Regions from separate parts of the Homo sapiens genome. Here all the other regions are linked to region 4. The links are chromatin contacts, found by Hi-C or POLR2A ChIA-PET in ENCODE. All regions are on one chromosome and are shown on one strand. Each heading gives the region's core, a stretch centred on a gene start or an enhancer-like site at or near the end of the contact. The rest is flanking DNA. Distances are from core to core; before and after follow the strand shown. Region 1 overlaps RABGEF1 (RAB guanine nucleotide exchange factor 1). Region 2 overlaps RABGEF1 (RAB guanine nucleotide exchange factor 1). Region 3 holds the start of RABGEF1 (RAB guanine nucleotide exchange factor 1). Region 4 has its middle 66 kb from the start of LINC03011.

The links. A loop is a pair of places that touch in the nucleus more often than their neighbours do. ChIA-PET counts read pairs that join two places held with the same protein, here RNA polymerase II (POLR2A). Pooled maps may share reads with other maps.
Region 1: a map of heart left ventricle shows a loop between it and region 4 (7-fold over the local background). The contact joins two enhancer-like sites. A Hi-C loop is called at or near these places in 17 of 168 maps with a recorded cell type or tissue (CD14-positive monocyte, CD4-positive, alpha-beta T cell, CD4-positive, alpha-beta memory T cell and 8 more), 10 of 37 single-sample maps with no recorded cell type and 17 of 50 pooled maps. POLR2A ChIA-PET finds 5 or more read pairs at or near these places in 3 of 52 experiments (B cell, GM12878 and HCT116).
Region 2: a map of CD4-positive, alpha-beta T cell shows a loop between it and region 4 (2.7-fold over the local background). The contact joins two enhancer-like sites. A Hi-C loop is called at or near these places in 5 of 168 maps with a recorded cell type or tissue (B cell, CD4-positive, alpha-beta T cell, GM12878 and 2 more), 2 of 37 single-sample maps with no recorded cell type and 10 of 50 pooled maps. POLR2A ChIA-PET finds 5 or more read pairs at or near these places in 4 of 52 experiments (B cell, HCT116, Panc1 and 1 more).
Region 3: a loop to region 4 is called in a map of naive thymus-derived CD4-positive, alpha-beta T cell, with 10 times the contacts of the local background. The contact joins the promoter of RABGEF1 here to the enhancer-like site in region 4. A Hi-C loop is called at or near these places in 12 of 168 maps with a recorded cell type or tissue (B cell, CD8-positive, alpha-beta T cell, Caco-2 and 6 more), 6 of 37 single-sample maps with no recorded cell type and 24 of 50 pooled maps. POLR2A ChIA-PET finds 5 or more read pairs at or near these places in 10 of 52 experiments (Caco-2, H1, K562 and 7 more).

The regions. Positions count from the first base shown.
Region 1 is chr7:66,787,296-66,793,119 of GRCh38, forward strand. All of the region lies in intron 4 of RABGEF1 (RAB guanine nucleotide exchange factor 1), which reads left to right. It also overlaps the pseudogene GRPEL1P2 and the pseudogene LOC124901840. Among named protein-coding and RNA genes, the nearest start is that of RABGEF1, 49 kb to the left of the region's middle. Within about 2 kb of position 3,081, at least 3 of the 41 ENCODE cell types and tissues checked have a DNase peak (open chromatin) inside an H3K27ac peak, as active enhancers do.
Region 2 is chr7:66,767,149-66,773,246 of GRCh38, forward strand. RABGEF1 (RAB guanine nucleotide exchange factor 1) reads left to right here. Exons shown (of 9, transcript NM_014504.3): 2 at 4,735-4,930. The coding sequence starts at 4,752. Among named protein-coding and RNA genes, the nearest start is that of RABGEF1, 29 kb to the left of the region's middle. Within about 2 kb of position 2,128, at least 2 of the 41 ENCODE cell types and tissues checked have a DNase peak (open chromatin) inside an H3K27ac peak, as active enhancers do.
Region 3 is chr7:66,739,269-66,745,698 of GRCh38, forward strand. RABGEF1 (RAB guanine nucleotide exchange factor 1) reads left to right here and starts at 1,465. Exons shown (of 9, transcript NM_014504.3): 1 at 1,465-1,524. RefSeq lists enhancers at 1,079-1,128, 1,142-1,808 and silencers at 1,259-1,528, 1,549-1,688.
Region 4 is chr7:66,556,563-66,563,090 of GRCh38, forward strand. It overlaps the pseudogene RABGEF1P1 and the pseudogene SAPCD2P3. Among named protein-coding and RNA genes, the nearest start is that of LINC03011, 66 kb to the left of the region's middle. RefSeq lists enhancers at 954-1,769, 1,770-2,585 and silencers at 1,165-1,274, 2,612-2,844. Within about 2 kb of position 2,414, at least 2 of the 41 ENCODE cell types and tissues checked have a DNase peak (open chromatin) inside an H3K27ac peak, as active enhancers do.

The sequences.
Region 1 (5,824 bases), core at 1,831-4,330, 230 kb after region 4:
AATCTTGGGGTTACAGAAGTGAGCCACCATGCCTGGCCTGATTTTTTTTTTTTTTTTTTTTTTTTTAAGATAGAGTCTTGCTCTGTTGCCCAGGCTGTAGTGCAGTGGCGTGATTTCGGCTCACCCCAACCTCTGCCTCCCAGGTTCAAGCAATTTTTATGCCCCAGCCTCCCGCATAGCTGAGATTACAGGTGTGCACCACCATGCCGAGCTAATTTTTTGTATGTTTAGTAGAGATGGGGTGTTACTCTGTTAGCCAGGCTGGTCATGAACTCCTAGCCTCACATGATCCGCCCACCTTGGCCTCCCAATGTGCCGGGATTACAGGATTGAGCCACAATACCTGGCCTAACTTGAATTTAAGAATCTCACCTTAACCAAGCTTCACACAGGTCTGAGAGTGATTATGGATTCAGGAGTATATATAGTCACTTATGAAGAGGTATACATTCTCTTTGTCATCTGGACAGAGCTTCATGTGGTGAGGGCAATTTTAAGGCACTGTATAGACCCAATCAAGTGTTAACCTTTCCCATAATAACTAGAAAACCATATTACCTAACTGAATGAGATCTGTGGCTTTGTAAATAACTTTTTTCTGTAAATTATTTATATGAAAACGCTCACTGTAAGACACATGTTTAGACTGCAATTAAATAAAAGTAAATAAAACTTCTGGAAAAACTCTTTTGCTGCTCAAACTATTTAAATCCTGCCCTTGCTAAGTGTTAATAAATCCCTCAGATACATTTTTTCCCTATTCTGAAAGTGTAGCTTGTCCTGCTTTTAAAGGGGGCAGGCTCTACTTCCTCAAAGTACCTACCCTTTAATTTGTTGGGTATTGCAGTAGTGCTTTTTAATAAACTTGGGGCTGGGCGAGGTTGCTCACACCTGTAATCCCAGCACTTTGGGAGGCTGAGGTGGGTGGATCACGAGGTCAGGATTTCGAGACCAGCCTGGCCAATATGGTGAAACCCTGTCTCTACTAAAAATACAAAAATTAGCTGGGCATGGTGGCGCTCGCCTGTAGTCCCAGCTACTCGGGAGGCTGAGGGAGAAGAATCACTTGAACCCAAAAGGTGGGGTTGCAGTGAGCTGAGATCATGCCACTGCACTCCAGCCTGGGCAACAGAGCAAGACTCCATCTCAAAAAAAAACAAAAAACAAAACAAAACAAAACACCCCTCATTTTTTGGGTTTCTCAATTCAGTTATTTTTATTTTTTTAATTTGTATTAGTCCCTTAATACTCCATTCATGGCAATCAATTCAGTTTCTAAAAGACTTCTTAATAGTCATTCTGATAAGCTCTTCTTTCTAAGGAAGCAGTTAAGCACAACATAACACCTTTTGCTTGTTTCATTGTTATTTTTCTAGCCAGTCCTATAAAAATCTGATACTGAGCTGGGCACAGTGGCTCACGCTTGTAATCCTAGCACTTTGGGAAGCCAATGCGGGTGGATCACCTGGCCAACATAGTGAAATCCCGTCTCTACTAAAAATACAAAAAATTAGCTGGGCGTGGTGGCGGGTGCCTGTAATCCCAGCTACTAGGGAGGCTGAGGCAGGAGAATCACTTGAACCTGGGAGGCCAAGGTTGCAGTTAGCCAAGGTCGCGCCATTGTACTCCAGCCTGGGCAACAAGAGCAAAAAAACTCTGTCTCAAAAAAAAATAATAATAATAATCTGATACTGATTATATTATATGGACTTAAAGCTTTGTACCTGAATGAGGACAAAAAAATACACAGTTTAAGACATGGTTATATCTTCAGTCCCATGTTCTTTCCCAGAACAAGTAGAAAGATAAGTGTCCTCCTATACCTTAAAATGACTCTATTGTTGTAAACTATATATTTAATCAAGGAGTAGTTTGCCCTGCCACGTAATTTACTGTCAGAAGAACAGAAGTATGTACCCAAAACAAAGAACCTTTAACTAGCAAATAGGCTTTAATTATTGTGAGAACTTCAGCAGGGGTAGCAACCCAGGACCTAATTTTAAAACTGGAAGCACTGAGGATGAGAAGTGAGGCAGTGGAAATAGCTCTGAGCTCTCAGCATCTATAAGTCATAAGGAAAAAAAGTAGATAAAAGATGTATTTGAGGCCGGGTGCGGTGGCTTACGCCTGTAATCCCAGCACTTTGGGAGGCTGAGATGGGCGGATCACAAGGTCAGGAGATCGAGACCATCCTGGCTAACACGGTGAAACCCCGTCTCTACTAAAAAATACAAAAAATTAGCCAGGTGTGGTGGCGAGCACCTGTAGTCCCAGCTGCTTGGGAGGTTGAGGCAGGAGAATGGCGTGAACCCGGGAGGCGGAGCTTGCAGTGAGCCTAGATCACGCCACTGCACTCCAGCCTCAGCATCGGAGCGAGACTCTATCTCAAAAAAAAAAAAAAAAAAAAAAAAAAGATGTATTTGATAATTATGTTGAGTGAGTAAAAATAATTAAAAATGTTTCATAGAAGCACATAGTGATAGGCGAGGGGAAACTTAAATCATCATCCTGGGGCAGCCGTGGTGGCTCCATGCGTGAGGCTGGTGCCATGCAGTCTCCTGGTGTTGGCATTGTCTCCCAGCCTTCTCAGTTCTGCACACAGCTACAAAACAAAAGAACAGTTGCCAGCACTTGGAAGAGGATGTGGATCCAAACCAAATGGAGGACAGATACTCCCTCTACGGACAAGATACTCATGGAAGAAGTCAAGTTAGAAGAGCAGCTGAAGGAGGCTGTAGAAGAAGATAAGCAAGCATTGGCAGATACTGAGGACTTGCAGCAGATCAGCCAAAAATTGGTGGAGGAGGCAAATATGTATAGCATTCAGGGCTTCTGCAAGGACTCGTTAGAGGTTGCAGATGTTTTGGAGAAGGCAACACAGTGTGTTCCAGAAGAAGAAATTAAAGACAATAACCCTCACCTGAAGAACCTCTGTGAAACTCTCAACAATGAGTGGAGTCCAGATTCAGGAAGTGTTCAGCAAGCACTGCCAAGCTGAACCCTGTCAGAGCCAAGTTCCACCCTTATGCGCATGAGGTCTTTTTTTCGTCTTTCTTCACATGCGACAGGCAATGTGCCAGTGTTGTAACAAGGTTTGAGGGAGGCATATCTCACACATGAAAACCCAGCGTGAAAACCCAGTCATCACACTTATGAACTACAGGAAGATCTAGCATGAGGTCTTGTTCCACATGCTGGTTTAGGGGAAAGAGCTGAGCCCAGTGGTTCTAGTTACAAAAGTGAGGTTCAAGCATGGGCAGCCCCTTAGCGCCGCCCTTGTTGATGAGGTGAAGGAAGCTTAGCTGCCTCTTACAAGATTTTCTTTTCTTTAAATCACTTGCCGTAGTTCATGAAAAGCTGGTTGATGTTTTTTCATCTAAATACTTTTGACTTTCCCTAAGGCTGTTGGAAAGCAGAAGTAACCAGTAGGTAAACAGAAAAGTAAGCTGATCTCACAGTTGCATTAATGAACTCCTATTCAGGAATGTGTTCTCTGATTTTTAGTACCGCATGTTTAATAATTCCACTTACTTAGTAAAAAAGGCCAATAGGACACTACAGGTCTTCTAGAGTTCATGAATCACGCTGTATCTGCTCAGACTCTAGTGACATCAAAGTATTTTAAATGAACAAAATGTCTTTGGGAATTCTGCTTTTTGGCAATCTGGACCCTTCTGTCTGCACTGTGTGTCTCTTGTGCAACTTGTAACATGGGAGTTACTGGATTTCTTAGCCCACTACACATTTCATTCAATAAAGGGAAAGCAAGGGTTGAAACATTTCTTACGCTAAAAATAATTTCATGATGACCTTTATGAAGAACATATGCGTTCCTTAGACACTGTCTAGCTGCTAAAAATGACGGATTTCTGGCTTTTTTGTTTGTTTTTGGAGATGCAAAATGAGCATATGTATCTTAACGGTTCCCATCACCTTTATTTTGCCAGTAATTGAATTTGACACAGTTAGTTTTGCCCTGTTTTCTTCATCTAAATGTGGAAATGTTTAAGTCTGTATTCTACTAGTTACTAATGACCTCAAGATATACTCCCTGGTGAGATGGACTTTCTCAGAATATGAGGACTGCATGCTTGGCACACTTTAAATGTGTGTTTCATTTTTAAAGAGGATTAAAGCCCTCATATGGTTCTTTTCCTTTAAAAAATTATTGAAGGCAGCACAAATTGGTAATACAAAAAAATATGGACATGAAAGCTAATACCTAAATAGATTAAGCAGTTAACAGCAGTACAGACAAAACTTAATGAACCCATAAAATAGAATGTGGCAATTCACATTGAAATGATGGAAGTTCTGGATGAAATACACAGAAAACATAGGCAAGGAAAATAGTCAAAGGTTTTCAAAACTGGAAGTGGAAACAAAGATCTCAGCCAGACTGTTAAGAAAGTGTATAGAGTGCCTCTCAGCATAATGTTCAAAGATAGACATCCACTTGTCAATGTCTTAATCACAGAGTAAAAATTTATTTTAGAAAAATAAAACGACAACTTTACTCAGATGTTATAGAAAAGATGCCAGGTGCGGTGGCTCACGCCTGTAATCCCAGCTCTTTAGGAGGCCGAGGAGGATGGATCACGAGGTCAGGAGGTCAAGACCAGCCTGGCCAAGATGGTGAAACCCTGTCTCTACTAGAAATAAAAAAATTAGCTGGGCGTGGTGGCACATGCCTGTAGTCCCAGCTACTCGGGAGGCTGAGGCAGGAGAATTGCTTGAACCTGGGAGGCGTAGGTTGCAGTGAACTGAGATCACGCCACTGCACTGCAGCCTGGCGACAGAGCGAGACTCCATCTCAAAAAAAAAAAAAAAAGATTATAGAAAAGATGATCCCGTACAATGATTAGAGAGTACTTGAGGTAAAGGATTTACTCACTGCTCTACTATCTTTTTTTCTTGGAAAATTATGACAAACCTTTTGGAGTTTTGTAGAGCCTAAAAGAACTTACCAACACAAACCTGCCCTCACTTTGCCCCTTTGGCAAACACTGTGAGGGGCCTGAGAGTTACCTTATTTGCAGGCTAACAAATTAACCTGCCATGGTTTCACAGATACTGGCCAAAGACACGAGTCTCCTGGGTCAGAGACAAAGGCCAGTTTCTTACAGCAGTAGCAGTAGCCAGAGCATTTGCATTTGTGCTTATCCCCGAGTATCTGTTCCTATAGGATAATGCAGAGAAGACCAGGGAAAGCCTGTGCATGCAGTGAGTTGTATTAGAGGAGAGGAACCTTGGATTTAGGGATCCTTATTAGACAGTAAGCAGTCTACCCTTTTCTCTTGAAGGAGGCACTATCTCTGTCTCCTAAAGCTGTTTTCTATAAAGAAATCCTTGAAAAGATGTTGCAAAACAAAGGCAGTCATTGCCTTTGCTCACAGATAGGTAGAAAGAGATCTATGGAGAATTGTCTTCAGCATCTTATAAAGGGAGGAATGGTAATAAATGGCCACATTTATTCATTCAACCCATACTGAGCACTAACCCTGTGCCTGGCCTTGTTCTAGGCATGAGGATATGGTGGTGAACAGTGCCCTTGTGGAGCTAACATTTTAGTTGGGGAAATGGACAATAAGCAGATCTGTAACATAGTGTTAAGTCCTACAAGAATGGAAAGCAGGATGAGAGACAGTGGCAGGGGTGAGTTCTTTTACATTATGAAAGCAATACTGTACTGGAGCATAAACTGCAGTAGAAATAGAAAAGGAGTTTTCGGCATTGTATTGTAAAATTACAGGGGTTGTGCTGGGCTGGGGGAGGAGAATATGATCCCTTGACACCAGTAAGACAGGCCTCTCGGGTCTCTAAA
Region 2 (6,098 bases), core at 878-3,377, 210 kb after region 4:
TCTGCCACCATGCTCAGCTAATTTTTGTATGTTTAATAGAGACGAGGTTTTGCCATGTTGGCCAGGCTGGTCTCAAACTCCTGCCCTCAGGTGATCCACCCGCCTCAGCCTCCCAAAGTGCTGGGATTATAGGTGTGAGCCACTGTGCCCAGCCGAGGTTTTTTTTTTGTTTAAATCATAGAGTAAAATTGATCTGGGAGGAGTATAATGGTCTGCGAATTTTTAAATTTTATTAGATTTATGTAAACACCTCCACAATCAGAATACAGAACAGTTTCATCACCCCAAAAAACTTTCTCGTGCTAATCCTTTATAGTCACATTCTTTCCTACCCCTAGTTCCTAAATGGAATCATATAGTATGTAAACTTTTAAGATGGCTGCTATGGTCTGAATCTTTGTCTGTCCCCCAAATTCATATGTTGAAATTCTAAACCACAAGGTGTTGCTACTAGGAGGTGGAGCCTTTGGGAGGTGATTAGTTCATGAAAGTGGAGACCTCATGACTGGGGCTTGTAAGTGCCCTTATAAGAGACTGCAGAGAGCCTAGCCTGTCTCCCCCTCCCACCATGTGAGGACACAGGGAGAAGGTATCTTCATTGAACCACCAGACACCAACATCTGTTGACTTCCTGATCTTGAACTTGCCAGCTTCCTGCACTGTGAGAAATAAATTTCTGTTTTTTATAACCTACCCAGTTTATGGTATTTTGTTACTGCAGCCAGAAGGAACTAAGATGCTGGCTTCTATCAGCATAAAGCCTTTGAGATTCATCAAAGTTGTTGGGTGTACTGATACCTGTTGTTGTTGTTTTCCTGAGTAGCATTCTGTTGTATGGGTGCACCATAGTTTGTTTATTCATTCACCCATTGAAGGATATTTTAGTTGTCATTTTTTGTCATCACAAATATTGCTACTATAACCGTTTGCGTATAGAATTTTGTAAATAGCAATTTTTATTTCTCTAGAGGAAATACCCAGGAGAGGGATTGCAAGCAAACGTTTCAAACCTTTGATGTGAAGGGAGACATTATATTTACTGTACTGGACAGTTAACAAATTGTCTTCTGCTGTGGAAGGAGCTGTCGTCTTTCTCTTGTAAGGATGTTCAATATACAAACATCCTTGACTGCACAGTATGTAGCAAAGGCCTCTCATGGAAATGTGGGACACCAGTGTATATATCTTCTTTGTTAAAGTGTCTGTTGAGGTTTTTTGCTCATTTTTAAATTGGGTGGTTTGTTTTCTGACATCTGAGTTTTGAGAGTTCTTTATACATTCTGGGTATGTAAGTTCTTTGCCAAATATGTGATTTGCTGCAAGTAGTTTCTCCCATTCTGTAGCTTGTCTTTTTGTTTTCTAAACAGTTATTCCCAGAGCAAAATGTTTTGTTTTGTTGCCAGATTTGGGATGCAGGTTCTGTGGGCTGTGGCTTTAATGTCAGTTCATTGTTCAGAGTTTTGTAGTGCTGTTTCCATCTGTTTCATATATGTGCTGATCTGAGACCTGCATAGTGGTCTCTCCATTAGTTCCAATTTGGAAGCCTTTGGTACGGAATAGCGTCAGATCCATGCATATGCAGCCTAGGGGTAAGCCTAGAAATTGCTTTCTTGAGTTCTCCTCAGCAATTTTTCCCACACTTTTTGTTCTCAAAGGGCTCATATTTTCTTTCTTTTGTCCAGAAAACTGTGGATTTAGTTACTCCACTCTGCCATGTCTTTCCACCACTGCCTGCACATTTGAGACCAAGGATAGAGATTGGGAAAAATTGATAGTTCTCCTGCCTCAGAGTTTGGCTCCTGCACTCTCATTTCAGCCATAGCTGCAGACAAAGCACACGATTGCTGGGCACTGTGGCTCAAGAGAAGGAGGAGATGGTAAGTGGGGGGATCCCCATATTCTCTCTGGCTGTTAGGAGTTCCCTTTCACATGGCTGGAGCCCAAACTAGAGGAGCTTTCTCTGTGCTGTGGGGCCCATTTCCAGGTTGGCTGGTGGTATTGGTTGGAAGAAAGTGGTAATCTCTTAGACAGCTGGGTGATACTTCCAATTCTGGTCTTCCCCACTTCTCCATTTTGCTTTTCAGAATCCTCAAAAATAGTGCACAGTGCATACTGTCCAGATTTGATAGCTGGATGAAATCTGTGAGGCCTCTCTCCCCAGCAACTGCAGTCGCTGTGCTCAGTTTTTCTTCCTTGTTTTCATTTATGCCTGACTTCCTTCTAGCTGTCACCCGTGTGTCTGCACACCTTAATGTTCAGCCAAAGATTGTTGTTTCAGACAAAGATTGAGATTGCGCTCAAACATCTCAATCTTTAGTTAGGCTTCCACTCTGATCAGCAGAGCATGTGCATACACAGAGGAGACACAGGAGAACCTTGTAAAAATAAGAGTGAGGTTAGAGGGGAGGGCTTGAAATTTGAGTTCATTCCTTGGCCTGGACGTAGATGCATTGCAGAAAGTGGAAGTTTTGTCCATCTTTACAGTTGCTTTTGCAGGAGAGGATTTATTTTCCTTCTCACTTAGTCATGCTAGAAGACAGAACTCTACATCTCAAGTTTTATGTCTTAAGATAGAGATCTTATCATGCTTTCCCCTTTTCAGGAGCTTTCAGTGGTGACTTTCAATCCAGACTCTGTAGCTTAGAGTTTTAAAAAGCCATCATGATTTGACTTCCCACCTAAGTTGTTTAGTTTACCTTCTGTCTGTGCTACATCATTCATATTTTACACTTGCCTTCTTGCTTCTGAGCTTTTTGTGAAAGGCATCCTTCCTGTCCAGAATGCCCTCCCTCTTTCTGTCATCCTTCCAAGACCCTTTCAACACAAGGCTCTTTAAGGTCTATCGCCAGCATCCCCAAGTGGTCTCTCTATACTCCGTAAGTGAGAATTCCTATGTCTGTTGCTCCCTAACAGTTTCCTAACACTTTCTCTTTTTCTGCGTTTTTCAGTCTGCCTGTACTTTTGGTTATGAGCTTCATGAGGGTAAGGACATGTTCTATGAGTTGCATCACCAGTGCCATCTAGCTCAATTCTCTGCACACAGTTGGCACTTAGTAAATGTTTGAGTTAAATTAATAAGATCCCCAAGATATAGGGCTTAATTTTATCTGCACATGTGAGTCTTCTTGAATGAATGGTGTGGAGTGCTGCTTTTTTTCTGTGCTTGTTTGGCAGTTTGTTTATATGGAGAAGAATGAAGACCATGTGGTTTCAGTTTGAACGGAAATTGTTGCATAGCGATTTACCATACAGCTGTGAGACTGAACAAATGAGTTTAAATATTATACAGTAGAAAAGAAAACTGACTTTGGAACTTAAGGTATTATTTCAATTTTTTTCTCTTCTCTTCTCTCTAGACAAGGCCTCGCTCTGTCACCCAGGCTGGAGTGCAGTGGTGTGATCATACCTCACTGCAGCCTCCAACTCCTGGGCTCAGGCAATCCTTCTGTCTCAGCCTCCCGATTAGCTGGGACTACAGGCATACACCATCACTCCCAGCTAGTTGTTGTGTTTTTTGTAGAGATGGGATCTTGCTGTGTTGCCCAGGCTGGTCCTGAACTCCTAGCCTCAAGTGATCCTCCCACCTTGGCCTCCCAAAGTGCTGGGATTACAGGCATGAGCCATTATGCCCAGCCTGGGTTTGTTTTTTTTTACAGTAGCCATCCTAATGGGTGTAAAGTGATATCTCATTGTGATTTTGATTTGCATTTCCCTGATGATTAGTGATGTTGAGCATTTTTCACATTTGTTGGCTGTTGGTATGTCTTTGGAGAATTGTTTATTGAAGTCCTTTTCCCATTTGTTAATCGGATTATTTGGGTTTGTTGTTGTTGTTGTTGTTGTTGTTATTGAGTTGTAGGAGTTCCTTCGTATTTTAGATATTAACCCCTTATTAGATATATGGTTTGCAGATAAGTTCTCCCATTCTGTGTGTTGTTCCTTTTTACCCTGTCAGTTGGTTCCTGTGTTTTGCAGATATTTAATTTTTAAAAATTTTTTATTTCTTTTGAGACAGAGTCTTGCTCTGTCACCCAGCCTGGAGTGCAGTGGCGTGATCTTGGCTCACTGCAGGCTCTGCCTCCCAGGTTCACGTGATTCTCCTGCCTCAGCCTCCTGAATAGCTGGGACTACAGGCGCCCGCCACCACGCCTGGCTAATTTTTTTGTATTTTTAGTAGAGACAGGGTTTCACCGTGTTAGCCAGGATACTCTCAATCTCCTGATTTTGTTATCCGCCCTCCTCAGCCTCCCAAAGGGCTGGGATTACAGGTGTGAGCCACCACACCGGCCTGTGCAGACATTTTAAAGTTTGATATAATGTATTTGTCTGATTTTGCTTTTGTTGCCTGTGCTTTTGGTGTCATATCCTAGAAGTCATTGCAAAATCCAGTGTCGGGAAGCTTTTCCCCTAAGTTTTTTTTCTAGGAGTTTTCTAGTTTGCAGCCTTTACATTTAGGTCTTTAATCTAATGTGAGTCCTTTCTTAATTTTTTATTTTTTATTTTTTATTTTGGGCAGGGAATAAGTCTTTCTTTAATATGGCTGTGTCAGGAATTTACTATATTTAACATTCTTTTTTCTTCCTTCCTCCTCTTTCTCCCTCCCTCCTTCATTCCCTCCATCCCTCTCTTAACAGCTTGAAGATAATGGAATCACTCACTTTTTGTTCATAATTGGTAAGATTTTATTTAGTAGAATGATAATTCATTTTCAACAGCACTTTCTTGTTTGTTCAGTGGTTAGCAGGAAGAAGATGAGCCTTAAGTCTGAACGCCGAGGAATTCATGTGGATCAATCGGATCTCCTGTGCAAGAAAGGATGTGGTTACTACGGCAACCCTGCCTGGCAGGGTTTCTGCTCCAAGTGCTGGAGGGAAGAGTACCACAAAGCCAGGCAGAAGCAGATTCAGGAGGACTGGGAGCTGGCGGAGCGGTAAAAGGACTTAACTAGGGGCGGTTGAACAGTGACGTGACTGGATACATAGTTCTGTCACCGTCTAAATACATTTTTTCACTTCTGCTTTGAGCTATCAGCAAGTCAGTTTAATATTAAGGAAAAGGATGTTTTCCTCTCTTCTTCTCAGTCAGCTTTTAATGAACAGCTTTCAGTAGTTTCTTCATTTTGTGTTTGTCTTCTGATTATTTTCTTTGGGTTGTGTTAGTTTTAGTTCTCAAATGTAGACAATAAGCTCCTTGGAGTGGAAGAATGGAGATAGGCATATTTCCTGGTGAAGATTAAATGAGCTAATAAATTTGACGTACCCACTGCAGGGCTTGGAAATGGCACTCATCAAGCATTATTTCCCTCATTCTTTTAATATATATTTAGCATGGCATCTAGCTCAGTGATAAAACACAGTAGTAGAAATCTGTTGACTTGTATACATAGTCATTGCATTGTAGAAATTTAACTTATATTTAAAAATTAGGTTAGCATTTGGTATTATCCGGAAATATAATGATGTTAAAAATTAAACGATGGGCCGGGCGCAGTGGCTCACGCCTGTAATCCTAGCACTTTGGGAGGGTGAGGCAGGAGGATCATCTGAGGTCAGGAGTTCGAGACCAGCCTGACCAACATGGTGAAACCCCCTCTCTACTAAAAATATTAAAAAAGTTAGCCGGGCATGGTGGTACGCATTTGTTATCCCAGCTACTTGGGAGACTGAGGCAGGAGAATTGCTTGAACCCAGGTATCGGAGGTTGCAGTGAGCTGAGATCATGCCACTGCACTCCAGCTTGGGAGACAGAGTGAGACTCTGTCTCAAAAAAAAATAAATAAATAAATAAATAAATGATGGGATGGCTAGTGAGCATAGGAACTAATAAAATGCCATGAATAATGTTAATTCTTTGCCAGAGCATTCTAGAATTCTAAAACTGCTTCAACAGAAGAAAGTCAAATGGAATTCTGCCAACTCCTCTAGCTAGTTGTTTGTTTTTTTTTTTTCATCCAGTCAGCCAATATTTGTTGAGTGACTCCTTTGCTGTCATTTGTAGTGAACTCAGAGAATTAGAAATTACACATTGCTTTCAGTGACTGTGTTCAATCAAAGAGAGAAAATTTTAGCCGAGAACATGAATGATCTCCTCAGGGTTTC
Region 3 (6,430 bases), core at 215-2,714, 180 kb after region 4:
TGTTGTACCCTCAGCGTAGCACACATTAGGCACTTAGGAAGAATCTGAGAAACGAATCAGTTAATCCCTACTTTACCAATAATGAATAAAGACTGAGAAACTCGGGCCGGGCGCAGTAGCTCACACCTATAATCCTAGCACTTTGGGAAGCCAAGGTGGGCGGATCACTTGAGGTCAGGATTCAAAACCAGCCTGGCCAACATGGTGAAACCCTGTCTCGACTAAAAATACAAAAAAAAAAATATGAGCTGGGCGTGGTGGCGGGTGCCTGTAATTCCAGCTACTTGGGTGGCTGAGGTGGGAGAATCGCTTGAACCTAGGAGGCGGAGGTTGCAGTAAGCCGAGATCGCACGACTGAACTCCAGTGTGGGCGACAGAGTGAGAGTCTCAAAAAAAAAAAAAAAAAAAAAAAAAATAGACTGAAAAATTACGCAACCTGTCCAAGAACACTACAGCGACAATTAGCAAAGCTGGGATTTTAACCCAGGTCTATCTCACAGCCACAGCATAGTATTTTCTTTTTTTTCTTGCTGTGACTGCACGTTACGCCATACATGGCATTCAGGACGCAGAGGAATTAGTATTTACTGTTTTTAACATTCCTTACATGGGAATCACGTAAAGAATCAGGTAAACAGGATTCAATTTGTGACTCAACCATTAATACTTTGTGACACTGGCTAATTTATTTCACTTCTGGATGTCGGTTATGTTTTTTTTGAGACAGGATCTCGCTCTGCTGTCACCCGGCCTGGAGTTCAGTGGAGGGATCTCTGCACCGTCAACTTCCTGGGCTATCAAGCGATCCTCCCACCTCAGCCTCCCTGGTAGTTGGGACCACAGGTGCCCGCCATCATGTCCGGCTGATTTGTAAAATTTCTTTTGTAGAGATGGTGACCTTGCTCTGTGGCCCAGGCTGGTCTCGAACTCCTGGACTCAAGCGATCCTCCTGCCTGGGCCTCCTAAAGATTCAGCTGCTTTTGGATCAACCGATCGCCTTAAGACCTTTTAACTCGAACACCTGTCACATCCTAGGATCCGCGAAGGACTGAAACAGAGTTTCTGAAGCGTCCCTCGGCGCAGTAGCTCCGCTCCACCTCCCATTCGCGCTACCACCGCGGCCGCAGCCCCAGGAGTCGCCGCGGAGCCAGCGTCGCCCTCCAGCTGTTGCGCGTCGGAAGCCGGAAGCAGGGACTGAGCGACAGACTAGGAAACGCCGGTTTCTCCGGGGCTCCCCAGCGCCCCACCTTTACCCCGGAGGCCGCCCTCTTCCATTTGCTCTTGGGCGTCAGGGCGGTACCCCACTCCGCTCGACCCTTTGGATCCACTCGCACTTCCTCCCGTCCAGAGTCAAAGGCCCCGGAAGTGACGTTTACGCGCCGCGCGTAACGTGCGTTCGCTGGCGGTGCCGGGGGCGGGGCGAGCAGGAGGGTGGGTGTGAGGCGGGAGCTGGCCGCGGAGCCCAGACCTACCCGGGCGAAGCGGGCGAGCGGTGGTTTGGACGCCGGCGGAGACGCGGGCGAGGTACGGAGCGGACGGACTGGGGCTGAGAGCTGCTCGGCTCTCAGCTACAGGAGCGGGGCGGCGGGGCGTCTCGGGCTGGGGGTGGCAGGGCGGTCGGTCCGTGCCATCCGCGCGGCTGGGGCAGTTGCGCGTCGGTGCCTCCCGCTGTCCTTCGTCCCACATTCCGTCTCCGTCAGCGCCGCCTTCCCCGTTCCAGGCCGCCCTCGGCTCCCTTAATCCTCAGAGTGCGGCCTCTCCGTCCCAGACGCTAGTTGCCGGGATCTCCAGCGCCAGCCGAGCCCCGACGGCCTGACGCGGAGCATTTCCTGGCCGCCTCCCTCTCCGGCGGCTCCCCTCGCCCCGGCTCCCACCTTCCGTCCAGGCCGCTGGCTCCGAAGCAGCGTCTGTGGTCGCACGGGGCCCCTCCCACAACCTCCCCGGAAAGCGCTGGTATGGGACGCTCGGACCCAGACCACAGCCCCCGGCCGCGGCAGGGGCGCGGGGACTTGATCCCACGTCACCCTAGGGGGCAGAAGTGTCCCGGAGTTGGGAGGGGATTTGAAGCCTGTGGTCCTGACTTCCACCCCGTGGCTGAGGGCGAGGCTGCGGGGCCGGGGTTAGGAGCAGAAGTCCCTGCTTCCGAACCGTCTGGGAGGAGAGCCGAGGGATGCCCATCACGGCAGTTTAGGGAGAGAGAGGGAGGGACTCTGCCGCTTTGGAGGCTAGGTCATAGGCAGCTGGCGGTGTCTCAGCGCGGGTGACCAATCCTTGCGGTTGGGAAATGTGTCGTGGGCGCCCGTGGGCTCGTTTTGCCTTTGAGATTAGGTAGGAAATTTTCCCAGGACGAGTTTACCGGAGCACCTTGGGAGTTGGTTTTTGGCCTGGAGAGCTGCTTTCCCCCCTCTAAACCTAGAACTGCTTTGTTTTTATTTATTATTTTTTTCGACATGGGATCTCACAGTGTTGCCCAGGCAGGTGTGAAACTCCTGGCCTTAAGTGATCCTCCCGCCTCGGCCTCCCAGAGTGTTGGGATTATAGGCGTGAGCCATTGCGCGGCTTTAACTGCTGTTAAAGAGTGTGTTCCGGCCGGGTGCGGTGGCTCACGTCTGTAATCCCAGCATTTGGAAGGCCAAGGCAGGCGGATCATGACGTCAGGAGCTTGAGACCATCCTCCCTAACACGGTGAAACCCCGTCTCTACTACAAATAAAAAAAAAAAAGAAAAAGAAAATTTGCCGGGCATCGTGGCGGGCACCTGTAGTCCCAGCTACTCTGGAGGCTGAGGCAGGAGAATGGCATGAACCCGGGAGGCGGAGGTTGCAGTGAGCCGAAATCGTGCCACTGCACTCCAGCCTGGGCGACAGAGCTAGACTCTATCTCAAAAAAAAAACTAAGAGTCTGTTCCTTAAAATTGTTGTACCAAGAAACTTGCCAGAGATGCAAGAAAATGTGATTATATTGTTAATATTTAATGATAAATAACATTTTGCTTTTAAGAGTCACTGATTCATATCCGCAGGATTAAGAAATGTTCAGGATTTGAATTTTTAATGACCTTCCAAGCAGTCATGTTTCTGCTCTCTAGAAGTTAGCCAGTTGAGGAGAAGGGACAGTCAAGATACTTTCAAAACAGTGTGGTAAGGAATGTGAGCTAAGATGGAGCACCGAGGAAGGAGCCGGGCATTTAGGCCATGCTGTTGGGTGTGGAGCCTGGAAGGGATCAGGGAATACTTTCTGCATGTGTCTTGAAGAATGACTAACATTCAGACTAACAGGGTGGAGTGAGGGAGAGGGGGGAATCAAAGGAGAGGAGGCCAGTAACTACAAGGAGGTGCCTATTAATTTATTTATTGAGAGAGAGGGTCTCACTTTGTCACCCAGGCTGGAGTACAGTGACACGATCACGAGTCACTGAAGTCTCAACTGCCTGTGCTGAAGTGATCCTCCCACCTCAGCCTCCCGAGTAGCTAAGACTGCAGATGCGTGCCACCACACCCAGCTGATTTTTAAATATTTTGTAAAGATGTTGTCTTGCTGTGTTGCCCTGGCTGATCTCAAACTCCTGCACTCAAGCAATCTTCCTGCCTCAAGCGTCCCAAGTGCTGAAATTACAGGCATCAGCTACCGAGCCTGGAGGGTCGTTACTAAAGTGAAAAAGTGCAGGACAGAGATGTAGGAGCTCAGGCTTCCTCTGATGGTGACAGAACCAGGGGAAGTTTTTTAGCTGGGTCCTTGTGTGGTTAAAATGGGTCTCTCTGGCCAGGCGCGGTGGCTCACGCCTGTAATCCCAGCACTTTGGGAGGCCGAGGCGGGCGGATCACGAGGTCAGGAGTTTGAGACCAGCCTGAGCAACATGGTGAAACCCCATCTCTACTAAAAACACTAAAATTAGCTTGGTGTGATGGCGCCTGCCGTAATGCTAGCTACTCAGGAGGCTGAGGTAGGAGAATTGCTTGAACCTAGCAATTCTAGGAGGTTGTGGTGAGCCAAGATTGTACCAATGCACTCCAGCCTGGGCGACAGAGCGAGACCTCGTCTCAAAAAAAAGAAAAAAATTTAAAAAAAAAAAAAAGGCTCTCTCTCTCTCCCTGTCTCCCAGGCTGGAATGCAGTGGCAGGAACACAGCTCACTGTAGCCTCCACCACCCATGCTTAAGCTATCCTCTTGTCTCAGCCTCCCAAGTAACTGGGACCACAGGCCTGCCACCTACTAATTTAGCTTGCCTGGCTAAATTTTTTTTTCTTTTTTTGATACGGAATCTGGCTCTGTCGCCCAGGCTGGAGTGCAGTGGCGCGATCTCGGCTCACTGCAAGCTCCCCCTCCTGGGTTCACGCCATTCTCCTGCCTCAGCCTCCTGAATAGCTGGGACTACAGATGCCCGCCACCATGCCTGGCTAATTTTTTCTATTTTTAGTAGAGATGTGGTTTCACTGTGTCAGCCAGGATGGTCTCAATCTCCTGACCTCGTGATCCGCCCTCCTCGGCATTCCAAAGTGCTGGGATTACAGGTGTGAGCCACCACACTTGGGCTAAATTTTTTTGTAGAGATGGAATCCTTGTATGTTTCCCAGGGTGCTCTCCAACCCCTGGCCTCAAGTGATTCTCTAGCCTCGGCCTCCCAAAGTGTTGGGATTACAAACATGAGCCACTGCACCCGGCCCTAAAATGGAATTTTATGTAACTCTTACACACAGGCTGCTATGTAGCTGATAAGGATAAATGTTTTCAGTGTAGTGCTTGATTATTTGCTTTTTTCTTTTCTTTTCTTTTCTTTTTTTTTTTTTTAAGACGGAGTCTTGATCTGTGACTGGGCTGGAGTGCAGTGGCATGATCTTGGCCACTGCAACCTCTGCCTCCTGGATTCAAGCGATTTGTGTGCCTCAGCCTTCTGAGTAGCTGGGACTGACCATAGATAGGCGCGCGCCACCACGCCCAGCTAATTACTGCTATCTTGTATTTTAATTTTTTCTGCTTATTAGATGTTTGAAATGGTGGCTCACGCCTGTAATCCTCGCACTTTGGGAGGCCAAAGTGGGAGGATTGCTTGAGGTCAGGGGTTGGAGACCAGCCTGGGCAAAATAGCAAGACTGCATCTCTACAAAAAAAAAAAAAAGATAGCCGGGCGCAGTGGCTCACGCCTGTAATCCCAGTACTTTGGGAGGCTGAGGCAGGCGGATCACGAGGTCAGGAGATCAAGACCATCCTGGCTAACACGGTGAAACCCTGTCTCTACTAAAAATACAAAAAATTAGCTGGGCATGGTGGCAGGCGCCTGTAGTCCCAGCTACTCGGGAGGCTGAGGCAGGAGAATGGCGTGAACCTGGGAGGTGGAACTTGCAGTGAGCCGAGATGGCGCCACTGCACTCCAGCCTGGGCGACAGAGCCAGACTCCGTCTCAAAAAAAAAAAAAAAAAAAAGATGCTTGACGTGAATGTATACTCATTTCCTAGTTGTTTCTTTCTATAAGGATGTCTGACCTGGCTAATTTGTAAACAGGAATTCTGCATTCATTTCTCTCTTTGCTTTCTCAACCCCAATTGAGCACACAAGTGTTTAATGAGTACTTAACTGATTTGATAAGAATAACTCATTGATTTCTTTGATTTTTTGTTGCTGGTTTTCAGTGAAAAAAATGTTATCAGCCGCACACGGTGGCTCACGCCTGTAATCCCAGCACTTTGGGAAGCTGAGGCGGGTGGATCATGAGGTCACGAGATCCAGACCATCCTGGCTAACATGGTAAAACCCCATCTCTAATAAAAATACAAAAAATTAGCCGGGCATGGTTGCAGGCGCCTGTAGTCTCAGTTACTCAGGAGGCTGAGGCAGGAGAATGGCGTGAACCCGGGAGGCGGAGCTTGCAGTGAGCCGAGATTGTGCCACTGCACTCCAGCCTGAGCGACAGAGCGAGACTCCATCTCAAAAAAAAAAAAAATGATATCAGTACTTACTCATTGTGATGTCTACATATAGAACTAAAATTCTGTTTACTTATGTGAGTCTTTGGCTAGAGACATAGAATTTCAGTCTTGACTGTGTGAGCTTAATTTCTGGCATGTGGGTTTTTATTGGCTGCAGAGGAAACATCTCTAGCAGAGATGACCTATCCCTCAAATGTAGGAAATACCTGTGTAAACCTAACACCTGTGACTCAGAATAGAAATGGTACCAAGTGAGTGGCTTCTTAGCCCATCAGTAAAGTTATCACACCATAGGCTGGGTGCGGTGGCTCACACCTGTAATCCCAACACTTTGGGAGGCTGAGGTGGGCAGATCACTTAAGGCCAGGAGTTTGAGACCAGCCTGGATCAAGATGGCAAAACTCCGTCTCTACTAAAATGCAAAAAACTTAGCCAGGCATGGTGATGTGCGCCTGTGATCTCAGCTACTCGGGAGTCTGAGGCACAAGAATCTCTTGATCCCGGGAG
Region 4 (6,528 bases), core at 1,164-3,663:
CGGCCCAGCCTGGGGACCAGCCGCTGCAGCGCCTGGCGTTTACGCTGGCCAACGAGCCACAGACAGTCCTGGAGAAGCCCCCGCCCAGGTTCAGGCGGCGCGGCGCGGCCCGCAGCCCGGAGCAGCTGTACACCCCCCGCCGAGGCGGCGTCCTGCCCGCGGAGCCAGAGCGGACCCAGAGCGCAAGCGCGGACGCAGGTTCATTGGCCTGCAGGGCCCTGGAGGTGGACTCGGGATGTCCGACTGGCCCCCCGTGCCCGAAGGGAAGTCGGAGGCTCACCATCACCAGCGGCGTGGACTGCGGCCTGCTGAAGCAGATGAAGGAGCTGGAGCAGGAGAAGGTGGTGCTGCTGCAGGGTTTGGAGATGATGGCGGGGTCGCGACTGGTACCAGCAGCGGCTGCAACCAGTGCAGGACCGCCAGTGCCGCCTGGGCCAGAGCAGAGCCAGCGCCGACTTTGGGCCTGCGGGGAGCCCCCACCCACTGGGGCGGCTACTGCCTAAGGTACAGGAGGTGGCCCGGTGCGTGGGGGAGTTGCTGGCTGCGGCCGGTGCCAGCCGGGCCCTACCTACGTCCTCCTCCGGGCCCCTCTGCCCTGCCCTGACGTTCACCTCCTTCCCGGGGTGGCAGCAGCAGACTATCCTTATGCTGAAGGAGCAGAACCGACGCCTCACCCAGGAGGTGACCGAGAAGAGTGGGCGCGTCATGCAGCTGGAGCAGAAGTCGGCGCTCATAATGAAGCAGCTGTTTGAGGCCCAGGCCCTCAGCCAGCAGGACGGGGAGGCCTCTGGACTCCACCTTCATCTAGCCCGTTTGGGCTGGGCGGAACCCCAGGGCAGTTCTGTCACTCAGCCCTTCGAGGGCGGACGCCCTGTCTCACCCAACGTCTCTGGCTGGAGACCCCCTGCAGCCCAGGCAGTCCCGGAGTGGGCGCCTTCCTGCCCCACTTGCCATCCAGGCTTCCCAGGTCCGCCCCCAGCTGGTCCCCGCACCGAGCCCTTGACTCGGTTTTGGCTCCTGGTGCTGACATGGGCTGGGGCTCTCTTGAGTCTGCATGGTCCGCAATTGCTACTGCCGCTGTCAGGAACAGTGGGGGACTCCCTGTTTCCAGCGGTGCTGCTCTGGGTCCCATCTCCAGGGAAAGGCAATGCTCACGCCGGGCTGCACTTCCGACAATGGCCAGTAGAGGGGGGCCGGGCAGCTCTGATGCGGCGCTGAGGCTGCGCCCGAGACCAGGGGTGCAAGGACAGCTTCCTCCCCTCAACCAGGGCACCAGGACAGGTGGCTGTCACTAGGACAGGGGCAGATGGAGGGGGTGGGGATGGCCTCTAAGCAGGGGGTGCCCGCCTGGCAGGGGAGCCCCAGGAATGGTGGTCGGACTTCGGGTCCCGGCCAAGGCAGAGAGAATGGCTGCAGCAGATTGCGGGGTGGGGGGGGCCAGGCAGGTGAGAGCTTAGCCTGCATATGCCTCCCGCAGACCCCGGTGTGATGGCCTTCCTCACCCTGGCCAGGACGCTGTCCCCTGTTGAGTCCCACAGAACAACCTGTGAGCCTGGCTCCCCAGGAGGGGGTTCAGCCCAGGCCCCCAGGCACATCGTAGGCAGAGCCTGCCCCCCCACCCCAACTCAGGATTCCCAAGGTCTGGGGTCCTGCTCACTCCCCACCCCCGTTTCCTCCCACACTCAGCCTGACCCCAGGTTTCAGCGGGGAGAGGCCACTTCCCTCAGCCAAGGAAAACGAGAACCCCCAGAGTACAAGAGGAGGCTGGGGCAGGTCCCCTTGAGTGTCACTCCCTGCACCCCCTGCCTAGGCCCACTCCCGCTGGTGCTGGGGTTTGCACTGGTGGAGGGGGCCCCTGCTCAGCCCATCCTGGAGGGTCCCAGTGCCACCAGAGCTAGGGGCATGGCAACATCAAGGATGGTCCAGGGCCCCCCGATGCAGGATCAGTGTGTGGGGTGCAGGGCCCCCCAATGCGGGGTCAGTGTGTGGGGGGCGCAGGGACCCCTCGTGCCCAGGGCACTTTGGGGCACTGTCCCACAAGGCAACCCTGTCTCAGAGGAGGGGTCCTGGCAGACAGCACGGCAACTCCTTTCCAGAACCCAGCTCCACGCTAACCTGCCCACAGCAACCCCTCAGAGCCACATCCCCTGCTGCATCTGGCCTGCAGGGGTGTCCCAGGACACGCCCAAACCAGCCCAGCGTGCAACTGCCCTCCTACCCTGAGGATGGGAGTGAGCTTTCCAGGGGACATAAGGACGCCAGGCCTGGATCTTCTGGGCAGGAAAGGGAGTGGGTCCTGAAGGACTGTGCCCCACAGCCCTAGCACCACAGCCCCAGCACCAGGTGGACTGCAGCGCAGTGGGTTGGCCAGCGGCAGCCCGGGAGAAGCCGCCACCCCCGTCAGCAGGCTGGAGACAGCCCATTAGGGCCTCAATCACGTCTACCTTTGAGGGTGCCTGCCATGCCCTGGGAGATCCTGGCATCTTTACAGGACTGGAAGCAGGAGACAGAAGAGTGTCTGCCCCGGGCTGGCAGACGGTTTGAATGGTGAGTAAGACAGGGTTTTATTGAGTGAAAAGGAAGAAAAGGGGGAAAGAAGGACTCTCACAAGGCCAGAGTCTCTGCTACAGTGCTTCCTGCCAGCAGCTAGAATCCCAGGTTCTACACAGAAAGAAGAGGGGCCAGGCTCCTCCCTGCTACAAAAGACTGCGCCACTTCCCGAAGCTCCACCCCAGTGCACAGGCCGGTTGGAGTTTTTCCGGGGGGCTCCACCCCAGTGTACAGGCCGGTTGGGGTTTTTCCCAGGACCCCTTCCCACCTAGCAGTCTCACCATGACCAGCTCATTCTTTTTGCTATATCTACATATTCTTAAATAGATTTAATGCATGTTTTGATAATTTACATGTTTTGTGGACATTTCTATTTATCTAACCCACTGAATCCTTTTTGGTAGCTTTGTAACATTCCATTATATTAACTGACTTATTTGACTCTCTACCACTGTGCATTTGGGTTGCTTCCCCTCTTTTCACTGTTGTGCACTGCAGCTATAAATAATTTTGTAAGGACTATCTTCTTTTGGGTTACTTCTCTGCGATACATTTCCAAAAGTGGTATTAACCGCTTAATAAGAATAAATAGGTCGGGCGCGGTGGCTCGCAACTGTAATCCCAGCACTTTGGGAGGCTGAGGCGGGTGGATCATGAGGTCAGGAGATCGAGACCATCCTGGCTAACACAGTGAAACCCCGTCTCTACTAAAAACACAAAAAATTAGCCAGGCGTGGTGGCGGGCGCCTGTAGTCCCAGCTACTCCGGAGGCTGAGGCAGGAGAATGGTGTGAACCTGGGAGGTGGAGCTTGCGGTGTGCCGAGATCGCACCACTGCATTCCAGCCTGGGTGACAGAGCGAGACTCTATCTCAAAAAACAAAAAAAAACAAAAAACAAAAAAGAATCAATGTTATAGCACTAAGTGTCTATTGCTAGCCACACTCCTCAGAAACTCGGTGCACACTGTCATTAACCACGTGTACGCGCTTATTTCCCTATGGCCCTTACAACATTGGGCTTGATAATTTTCATTTCGTTTTACTGATTTTATAGGTGTAATATATGTATTTATTCCTCACTTTCTGCCAAAGAATATTTAAAGTCTATTTAAAAGATAAATGCAATTCAGCATAACAGACTAGAAAATAAAAAGAATAACAACTGTAATACCAATGCTCTGGGAGGATGAGGGAGAATATCGATTGAGCCTAGGAACTCGAGACCAGCCTGGGCAACATAGTGAGACCCCATCTCTAGTAAATATAGATAGATAGGCATTAAACAATTTTTTAAAAATTATAAACAATAGGCCAGGCACGGTGGCTCACCCTGTAATCCCAGCACTTTGGGAGGCTGAGGCAGGCAGATCACCTGAGGTCAGGAGTTCGTAGACCAGCCTGGCCAACATGGTGAAACTCTGTCTCTACTAAAAATACAAAAATTAGCCAGGCATGGTGGCACGTACCTGTAATCCCAGCTATTGGGAGGCTGAGGCAGGAGAATCACTTGAACCCAATAGGTGGAGGTTGCAGTGAGCCGAGATCGCGCCATTGCACTCCAGCCTGGGGGACAAGAGAGAGACTTTGTCTCAAAAAATAATAATAATTTAATAAGTAAACAAAAACAAACAAACAAAAGAAACATGGAGAAACCCCACAGGCAGAGCCACAGATGACAAGACAGAAATGTTTTCCTGGAAGATGTCTAAATTAGTCAAGAGTCAGCCCATACATCTATCTGTCTCTAACTAAACTTTTTAGCAATCATCACTAAGATGAAAACAGTTACATAACTCAGGGTTCAAAAGATGAAAGCAAACCAATCCTTCAGGTGAAATTCTGACACCAAAATCAAAAATTTCTCCCAAGGGTTCTCATAAGGATGTCACGATAGAAGAGCATGAATAAGGCTGAGAACAAACCCCCAGGACTGGTTGTCACAGACCCCATCTACCACAGGCCAATGACATCACACGCCAAGGGCCAATACATCCTGTGGAAGCCTGCAGCAGCCTAACTGTCTGGCTTAACTCTAAAAGGATGGCAGGACACTCGGGGTCAGGGGCAGTCACCTCATTCCCTCAGTGAAAATGGCTAAGCACTCATGGCACTTTTTGATTACCTTGACTGCAGCCCTTGTTACTATCAACTAGTTACCCATATACGTGCCATTTATTTGAACTAAAATTGATCCCTCATCTATAAAGGCCTAGGTATGCTGGGTGGGGTGGCTCATGCCTATAATCCCAGCACTTTGGGAGGCCAAGGCAGGTGGATCACAAGGTCAGGAGACTGAGACCATCTGGGCTAATACAGTGAAACCCCGTCTCTACAACAAAATACAAAAAATTAGCCGGGCGTGGTGGCACCACCTGTAGTCCAAGCTACTTGGGAGGGTGAGGCAGGAGAATCACTTGAACCCGGGAGGCAGAGGTTGCAGTGAGCCGAGATTGCACCAGCCTGGGCAACAGAGTGAGACTCTATCTCAAAAAAAAAAAAAAAAAAAAGCCTAGGTACTACCTTTAATAAAGTTTAGATATTTCACTATATTAAGCCCTTATTTATATTCATGACTTCCCACTGTTGCCTTCTACTTTATCTGAGTTTTATTTTTTATCGCACAGACTTTTAAAAAGTTAATACAATTAAGCCTTTTACCCGGTCATTAAAAACAATTCTTTTGGCCGGGTGCAGTGGCTCACGCCTGTAACCCCAGCACTTTGGGAGGCTGAGGCAGATGGATCACCTGAGGTCAGGAGTTTCAGACCAGCCTGGCCAATAGGGTGAAACCCCATCTCTAATAAAAGTACAAAAATTAGCTGGGCGTGGTGGTGTGCACCTGTAGTCCTGGCTACTTGGGAGGCTGAGGCAGGAGAATTGCTTGAATCCGGGAGGCAGAGGTTACAGTGAGCCGAGATGGTGCCACTGCACTCCAGCCTGGACAACAGAGTGAGACTTCATCTCAAACAAAACAAAACAGAAACAAAAACCAACTTTTCAATTTTCTTTAAAAAAAAAAAATAATAAGACAAGGTCTCACTGTGTTGCCCAGGCTGGTGTCAAACTCCTGGGCTCAAGTGATCCTTCTGCCCTGACTTCCCAAAGTGCTGGAATTACAGGTGTCAGCCACTGTACCAGAGCAAAACAATTTTTCGATAGTTCAATTTTAGCTCCTCTCCACTGCTGAAATACATGTTCTAATCTACTCCCCAACCCCCACACACAGTCTTGCTCTCTCACACAGGCTGGAGCGCAGTGAGTGATCTCACTGCAACCTCTGCCTCCCAGGTTCAAGCGATTATCCTGCCTCAGCCTCCCAAGTAGCTGGGATTACAGGCATGAACCACTACACCCAGCTAATTTTTGGTTTATTTTGTTTGTTTGTTTGTTTTTTTGAGACAGTCTCGTTCTGTCGCCAAGGCTGGAGTGCAATGGTGGGATCTCGGCTAACTGCAATCTCCGCCTCCCGGTTCAAGTGATTCTCCTGCCTCAGTCTCCTGAGTAGCTAGGATTACAGGCACCTGCCACCACGCCCGGCTAATTTTTGTATTTTTAGTAGAGACGGGGTTTCACCATGCTGGCCAGGCTGGTCTTGAACTCCTGGCCTCAAGTAATCCGGCTGTCTTGGCCTCCCAAAGCTCTGGGAGTAAAGGCATATATCCTAACTATATACCCAGCCTATATCCTAACTACTTTCTTCTCAATTTTTTCATGTTTAGCTCTTTGATTTGGCTGGAATGTAAGGTGCATGGTACGAAACACAGAACTAAAATAAACTCTATACAGGTATCTGTCATCATCAGCAGTAGTTAGTAAAGTGCGATCTTGTTCCCCCTCATCCTCCCAGTTGTCATATAAATTGCTCCTCAGAAATTAAATCTATTTCTGAAATCTCTGGTTTATTTCACTGTTCTATATTTTCATTTTTTACCCAAATCTCATCTAGGTGTGATGACTTTCATTTTAGAATATATTTAA